2 separate regions of the Homo sapiens genome follow, and region 1 is linked to region 2. The links are chromatin loops, found by intact Hi-C in ENCODE. Cell type or tissue: breast epithelium. All regions are shown on one strand.

Region 1 (4,000 bases), 380 kb before region 2:
CTCAGTTGCCCTTAAGAGCAAATGCACCCCAGCTGGCGATAAGAGTGTTATCTGGAACTAAAAGAGAAAGGAAATGGATTCATAAAAAATTTTCCATTAAACTTAGCATGGAAAGCTTTGTCATTTTAGAACTATTTGTACTGTTCAATGGTGGGAAACATTTTGCAATTATAAGAGAAGTGTCAAGAAGGGGGTTTCTCAGAGCTGCTACCCCACTGCCCCCATCCTGGCCTGCAAATTTGGAGGGCTGGGCTGAGTGGGGACAGAGGGGCTCTTGAGCCTCAGAGCATGAGGTTCCCAACAGATGTCTTCTTGACTACTCTCTTCTAAAGGCACAGTGAGGGTTTTTTTTCTTCCTGTACAGCCTTCGATCTGGCTCTGACATCCAAGACTACTTCCTCACTGGCTATGTCTGGAGTGCTGTCACCCCTAGCCCAGAGCACCTCGGGGATGAGGTCAACCTGAAGGTGACTGTGTTGTGTGACAGGCTTCAAGAGGCACTCACTTTCACCTGCAACTGTAAGTTAGTGAGGGGGGAGAGGATGTGAGCATCCCTTGAAGTGGGGTGGGGATGACTGTGTTTTGACTCGATTTCCACCTCATCTTGTGGCCCAGATGAAGGGCAGTGAGGATGCTCCTTTGGGGGTGAGGGGCTGGCTATGGGGCCAGCATTCTAGTACAGTCACTTTCCTCAACTCTGAACTACTTGCCTGCTTTATCTGGTTGGTGATGGTGCTGGAGAATACTTAGCTGGAAAGGGGGATCAGGGTGGGGAAACTGAGACCCATCTGCCTTGACATCCATCATGATTGCTCCCCCTACCTTACCCTTCACAGGTTCCTCCACTGTAGACTTGCTTATCTACCAGACCCTGTGCTACACCCATGATGACCTGAGGAATGTGGACGTGGGTGACTTTGTGCTAAAGCCCTGCGGGCTGGAGGAGTTCCTGCAGAAGTGAGTGAATGGGTGGGAGGTAGCCCCTGCCTTCCTGGTAGTAAGATTGTGAGGGGGCTTCATGGGATTGGTGCTGGGACCGGCCTGGCAGCTCCGCCCCAATCCCACAGTCAAGACTCCTGCTTTCTGGGCACACTCTCGGCCACGTAGCACTTTCCCCAGGAGCTCTGTCTTCCAGCAGGGTTGGCTGACGTCCTGAGCCAAGTCTGCTGTGGAAAGAGCTTGGAGCTGGGATTAGGCAAAGACTAGGTCATATCTGCTTGCAGATTCTGCTTATGGAGAGATGTGTGTATTTGTGGGGAGGGGTGGGCTTGGGGAGACTATATGGGTAGTGCTGTATCTCCTGCTCTAGATTATGTGTGGTGTTTTTATGGCTGGGGCAAAATGAGGACTGGGCAGAAGTTCCCTTGTGGAGCCCAGGGGAGAAATTACAATTACTGTCTCTCCCCATTCTCCTGCCAACAAGTCTTTTCCCCAGCTGGCCCGTGCAGCTAGTTATCCTCCTCCCAAAGGCGTGCCTCCAGCTCCTCTCCATCCAGTGCCCTCTCTGGAAAGCAGCCTCCCTGGAAAGTCTGATGTGGACCAGCTGAGGCAACCCCCTTTCCACTACCCTGGGCTCTGGAGGGCTGCAGTGGAAGAGAGGCAGGGGCAAGGTTATCACTTCTCAGATGGTACAGCTGTGTGACAGCAGACAGATAAGATCTGCTTTCCTCTCTTAGGCTTCAGAGCCGCTCCTGCCCCCAGTCTCTGTCCACTTGGAGGAAGCACGTTTTGGGAATAGAGAAAGGAGAGACCTGTGTCTCACTTCTTAGGAGTGCCCTATAAGTGCCACTGCTTGCTTTTTCTCTCTCTTACATTCAGGTCTAGATGCAAGGATGGTTGATCTATGTCTAGAGCATAAGATTTGGCAGTCAGGATGGAAGATTCATTTCTGGACTTCTTTCTTTTTTTGAGACAGAGTCTCACTCTGTCGTGCAGGCTGGAGTGCTGTGGCGCCATCTCACTCAGCTCACTGCAACCTCCGTCTCCCAGGCTCAAGCGATTCTCATGCCTCAGCCTCCTGAGTAGCTGGGATTACAGGCATAAGCACCACCACGCCCGGCTAATTTTTGTATTTTTTAATAGAGACTGGGTTTCACCATGTTGGCCAGGCTGGTCTCGAACTCCTGACCTCGGGTGATCTGCCCGCCTTGGCCTCCCAAAGTGCTGGGATTACAGGTGTGAGCCACTGTGCCCAGCTATCTGGGCTTATTTCAAATTTAAGGATATTGTGGGGTCCTTTCTGGCCTCTGCCTCCTCATCTCGAAGCTAAGGGAAAGGAAAGAGGCAGGGTTCTGTATGGTACAACTCCAGGGTACCCTTCAAATGTGCCCCACCTTTAAACTCACTTATGTACACACTTTTCCCCTAGAGGAACAGGAGGGGTCCTAGACTCAGGGTTGCCTGGCAGAGAGAGTGCCAGGTGGCCTGCCACTGTTAGAAGGGAAAAAGGGGACATAGTGGATAAGTTGGAGCTCCTGCTGACGCCATTACACAGGTTTGAATTCGGACTTGCCACTTACTAGTTGTGAAGGCTGATTGATGCTCAGGGCCCTCTGTAAGCTGCAGTGAGGGTGAAATGTGAGAATGACCTGTGAGCAATCAGTAAATACCAGCAGGGAAGGAGCAGCCCACGGAGAGAAGTCCTAGGGCTCTGGGCTGCACAGATACTGCCATTTCCCTTGCAGCACCCCAAATCCTGGAGCCCCTGGGTCCGGAGGTAGTGGGAGCTGTCAAGTTCTACCTTCCTGCTAAGACTCAGGTGAAATATTCTTAGTGAGGTGGGACAGGGTCAGCGGTCCTCAGATCACACCCCTCATACTCTCACTTGAATGCACAGAGAGGAAGGCCTTCCACAGAGAAGATCAAGCAAGTCCCCAGGGGACCTGTGTGCATGACTCCTGGCCTAGGAGCCCCACTCCCACCCAACAGAAAAGCACAATGCTGTCTCCTGGCCCAGCCCCCAGACCCCCAACACATGACAACTGCCTGGGATGGGGGTGGAAAGGACGCTCCGGGGGTTCCAGAAATCTGCTAGTTCCCAAGGAAGCCCTGAGATTTTCTACCCCTGCCTGGCAGGAGGGGCTGATACTGAGGGGGTGAGTGGGTTCAGGATGCAGGCTGCTCTCAGATAAGAACCTTGAGGCAGTCCCGTGGGAGGGTTGGGTTTCCTGCCACCTCCCCCAGCCCCACCACACTCTTCCTTCCTCCCAGGCTCTCCCACCAGGCCCAGCCCCACAGCCCAGCCTCACCACCTCCAGGTTTTGGCTGCACTTCAGTCTTAGATCTGAGAGGGTCTAGATCGGAGATTTGGTCCTCTCAGGATGTGGAGAACCCCTCACTCGAGCCCTCATGGGACCTAGACGACCCTGGGCCCTGCACCTCCGCCAGCTTTTACATATACTGCCCCCCTTATGCTCCTGTCCTCTCCTCTCCATTTCTGGCCTAGATTCCCAGCTCTGCTGAGGAAGGAAGTCCTTTTCCGGCTTCTGTTACCCAGCTGCTGAGGCCAGGCCCAGGCCTGCAGTGCTGGCCTGGAGGTAGTTCTCCCTCTGCCCCTCCTCTTGGGTTTCCTTGCTGTTGAAGGTGTGATTTGGGAGAGAGGAAGAGGTTGGATCGCCGAGGGCTCCTAGGCCTTCTCTCTGAAAGGGGGAGTCTCACACATGGGTGCTTGAGCAGGTGGGACTGGCATGCATTTGGGACTTTTCAAGAAGTCATAGAAATTTGTAAGGTTATTCACAAGCAGGCAGGGCCAACAGATGGAAGGCAGAAAAAGAAGTTGGGTGGGGACACTGATCTGGAGGCTTGGTAGGCTTGCCCCAAGTTTTTTTGGCCTCAGCACCCTAGTTGGTAGCATTGGAAGAGGGGTCTCTCGCTGAGCTCCCACCCTGGAGCCTGAGCACAGGTGGACTCCAACATGTCTCTTCCTGGTTGTCCCCTATACAGAGGCCCAGAAGATAGGGCTTCAGCAACTGCTCCCTGTGATGTGCCTCTGTTTCCCCGC
Region 2 (4,000 bases):
ACACACACATCACACTCACATTACACTCACACACACATCACACTCAGCTTCCCTCCCCCCCACACACACCCCACCACCAGCCAAGAAAAGAGGAGCCGGGCAAGCCTGAGAAACAGCAGGGGCTGAAGGGGCCACTCCCTCTGCTTTCGACAGCGCCCTATTCAAGCCCCACTGCCCTCACCCCACCTGCCTCTGAGCCACGGCTGTACCTGCACACAGGCTTCCTTCCACCCCTCCCCACTACATTTTATTCCCCCTTCTTTCCCCACCCTACCCCACCCTCATGGAACAGGCCAGAACCAAAACCTCACAAGGATGGTTGAGTGACTTCAGACTCCTTCAGTAGGGCTGGAGGGTGGGGAGAGGTTGTTCGCATGAGGGTGGGGGACCTCATACCCCACACAGGCTGAGGGCTAAGACAGAAAACCCTCCTCACCCTCCACTCTGAGGAGTGCCAGGTCCTGCCTTGTGTGGCCAGGCAAGAGTTAATGCTTTTAAGTCAGTGTGAGGGCAGCTCACGCCAAGGCTCCCCTCCCTGTCTAGCCTTTCCTAGGCGCCAGGGCCAAAGCAGGAGGCCCCATGAGTCCCAGGCAACCCCCCAACCCCCACCCCCAGAGCCCGCCAGGGGGTCCGTGGGGCCCACTCAGTTGTCATCGTGAAAGGGCATCAGCCCAGTCTGACACATTTGCACAACCACTCTTCCTGCCACATCCCCTCTTAGCGCTGGTCAAACCGTGACTCCTCTTGGTCTTCCGTGGAAACAAACACTGATGACATTTCTGTTTCACTATCTGGAAATATTAGATTTATTTTAAATCCTTTTCATCCTGATGACGAAAGTGATACACATTGTTGTATTACTCTTAGAGACTACAGAAATAAGAAAACGAATATGAGCCACGATCTTTAAAAAAAAGAAAGAAGTCATGGCTGGGAGTGGTGGCTCATGCCTGTAATCCCAGCACTTCGGGAGGCCAAAGCAGGCGGATCACCTGAGGTCGGGAGTTCGAGACCAGCCTAACCAACATGGAGAAATCCCGTCTCTACTAAAAATACAAAAAATTAGCCAGGCATGGTCGCGCATGCCTGTAATCCCAGCTACTCAGGAGGCTGAGGCAGGAGAATTGCTTGAACCTGGGAGGCGGATGTTGCGGTGAGCTGAGATGGCACCATTGCATACTCCAGCCTGGCCAACAAGAGTGAAACTCCATCTCAAAAAAAAAAAAAAAAAAAAGTCAACAAAGGATATTGACCACCCCCAGCTACAGAAGCTGGAGTTGGAGCTGCTCTGCCTGCTGCACTTTCTCTAACTCAGCACCTGCCCCGCATGGTGGACTTATATGAAAACCTTCAAATGGCTAGTCCTGGACCCCCACAGCACCTGCCTGCCTCTGCACCAACTCAGCACAGGACCTGAGTCTGCATCAGGGAAACACCAGCCATACCTGGGAGCAGGCCCTGCCTCCAGGTTCCTCACCCCCTTTGTTGGGGGATGGGAGGGGCGGGACCAAGGCCCTCTGGGAACTAGTTCTCACCCCATCTTGTTCCACAGGCTGCACATTCCATTCTGAGTCAAGCAGGGGGCGGGGACTGGGGGAGGTAAGGCAGAGGGGAGGAGAACAGTCGGGCCTCCTCTGGGGCGGATCCCCCAGGGAGCTCCAGGCTTGGCAGGCAGGGATTACGATCAAAACCACCAGAGCGGGAGGGGAGCCAGGAGGGCTCCTGCCCAGTCTGTGGCCCCTTCCCCTCTCTCCTCTCAAGCCAAAACACTGACACCCTAGCTTGGACATGTCCCCAGAAGACACAGGGGGACAATGTTGGGGGTAACACCAATACCCCTCCCCCTAACCCTGCCCCAATCCCTTGGGCAGTTTATAGGGCTTCATGCCAAGGCTATTTAAATGCTAAGGCCACCGCTGGGGGGAGAGTGGAGGGAACTGAATTCCAAATTTGATGACTTCCCAGTGTCAGACTTCCTGTGACCAAAAGGGCCTGGGTATCCAAAGCTATTTGGGAAGAAAGGTGGCAGCTGGAGATACTGTCCCCACTTCTTCCTTCTTTTCCTCTACTATGCCACACAAATTCCGCTCCCCCAAAAAACACCCCTGGCTGAAGCCCTCAACATGTGGGTACAGATCTCGGGACGTCTCCTAGCTGTGCACACCCTGTGCACACCCAGGACTCTGAGATACCAGGCCACACACACAGCACATCCTGCAGCTTTGGTTTGCCCATGGATGACCTTAGGAGGAGGCAGGGGAAACCTCAGCCACTTCCTCCTCACCTCACAGCCTCTAGGAGGTCTGACCACTGCTGCTGTTCCATCTGAGACCATGGAGGTCCTCCCTGACAGCACCACAATGTGCTCTTGCCAGGAGTGAGCAGGGAGGCAGGCCTCAGGGCATTCCTAAAGCAGGAAGGACCCCCTGCCACCCACTAAGGCGGGAGAGCCACCTGGAGTAGCAGGTGGTAGCTACAAGGTTCTATGCTGTGAGGCCAGGCTCGGTGGTTCTCACCTGTAATCCCAGCACTTTGGGAGGCTGAGGTGGGCGGATCACCTGAGGTCGGGGGTTCGAGACCAGCCATGGCCAACATGGTGAAACCCCAACTCTCCTAAAAATACAAAAATTAGCCGGGCGTGGTGGCGCATGCCTGTAATCCCAGCTACTCAGGAGGCTGAGGCAGGAGAATTGTTTGAATCCAGAAGGCGGAGGTTGCAGTGAGCCAAGATTGCACCACTGCACTCAGGCCTGGGCGACAGAGCAAGACTCTGTCTCAAAAAAAAAAAAAAAAAAAATGTTCTATGCTGTGGACCACACCACAGGCTGGACAGAAATCTTTTTTTTGTTTGTTTGTTTTTTGAGACGGAGTCTTGCTCCGTCACCCAGGCTGGAGTGCAGTGGCTCGATCTTGGCCCCGGGTTCATGCCATTCTCCTGCCTCAACCTCCCCAGCAGCTGGGACTACAGGCACACGCCTCCACGCCCGGCTAATTTTTTGTATTTCTAGTAGAGACAGGGTTTCACCGTCTTAGCCAGGATGGTCTCGATCTCCTGACCTCGTGATCCGCCCGCCTTGGCCTCCCAAACTGCTGGGATTACAGGCGTGAGCCACCGTGCCCGGCCCAGAAATCTTTTCCTAGGGGAGCTGCAAAGGCTTCATCACCATGGGGCTTTAAGCTGGGTCCATGGCATACAGCAAGTGCTCTTAGGAGGGAACTACCATATCTCTGCTCCTCAGAGAAAGTATTTGCATTTTTTAAAAAGCAGTCACTCTTTATCAGAGAAGCTGACAGAGGTCGGAGGAACCCTGCTGAGCTGGCCTATAGCAATCTCTGAATCAAGTCTTCCCAAGAACTAAGGAAGGGCCAGTCAAAAGGGGGGTAGTCACCGAGGCAAAGACCACCATCTAGAGCATGCCTTCCTGCTTCGGGGCAGGGAGCTGACAGGAGAGGGAAAGCAATCCTCCATGGGTCTAGTTCCCCATCTGGTAAAAGGCACTGTGATGGCCTCCCTGGCTGACACATCCGGGTTCCAGAAAGGGGACTAGCAAAGGGTGAGGACCGCAACGAGTTCAGGCAGGAGCGAGCCCTCTTAAGCAAACACTGGGCACAAAAATAACTCCCATTCAAAGCACGATTTACTGTGTGCCTGGCCGGCCCTCCCAGCACAGAGCCCTTTTCAAACACTCAGCTTCACCCCTGAATGTGGCTGGGGGAGGGGGCTCAGGAGCACAGCTGCATTTGAATTCCACTTTTTCCGGTGGTGTCAGCTTCCTGGAGACTTACCCAGGGGAGCTGCCCAATAAGGACCGATCTCAAAGCACCCCCAGAGAGGAGAAAATCTTTGTAGAATCCAGTGTCAGCCTCTCAAGGGCAAGGACACCTAGATCCCTTGGTGGAATAGGCCTAGCTCAACCGACACTTGTCTGGCAACAGAAAACCCCAGAGCCCTTACCATTCATGGAGCACTGCTGCCGCAGACATCATCAGCCATTAGCCT

The links. Hi-C counts contacts between places; a loop is a spot of excess contacts. Peaks named below come from ENCODE experiments on the same cell type or tissue, not always from the same donor. Only the 100,000 strongest peaks of a DNase experiment are listed, where the experiment ranks them.
Region 1: it touches region 2 in a loop (12-fold over the local background); 1 of 110 quality-filtered maps calls a loop at or near these places.

What each region holds. Positions count from the first base shown.
Region 1 is chr1:204,460,969-204,464,968 of GRCh38, reverse strand. It overlaps PIK3C2B (phosphatidylinositol-4-phosphate 3-kinase catalytic subunit type 2 beta), which reads left to right. Exons shown (of 33, transcript NM_001377334.1): 4 at 365-519; 5 at 837-957. Among named protein-coding and RNA genes, the nearest start is that of PIK3C2B, 32 kb to the left of the region's middle. RefSeq lists a silencer at 2,474-2,768. In breast epithelium, no CTCF peak of the experiment used is centred here; no DNase peak of the experiment used is centred here; H3K27ac peaks cover 2,928 bases.
Region 2 is chr1:204,078,141-204,082,140 of GRCh38, reverse strand. All of the region lies in intron 1 of SOX13 (SRY-box transcription factor 13), which reads right to left. Among named protein-coding and RNA genes, the nearest start is that of SOX13, 7.0 kb to the right of the region's middle. RefSeq lists enhancers at 1,406-1,700, 2,784-3,712, 3,713-4,000. In breast epithelium, no CTCF peak of the experiment used is centred here; a DNase peak (open chromatin) is centred at 1,570; H3K4me3 peaks cover 1,078 bases; H3K27ac peaks cover 3,250 bases.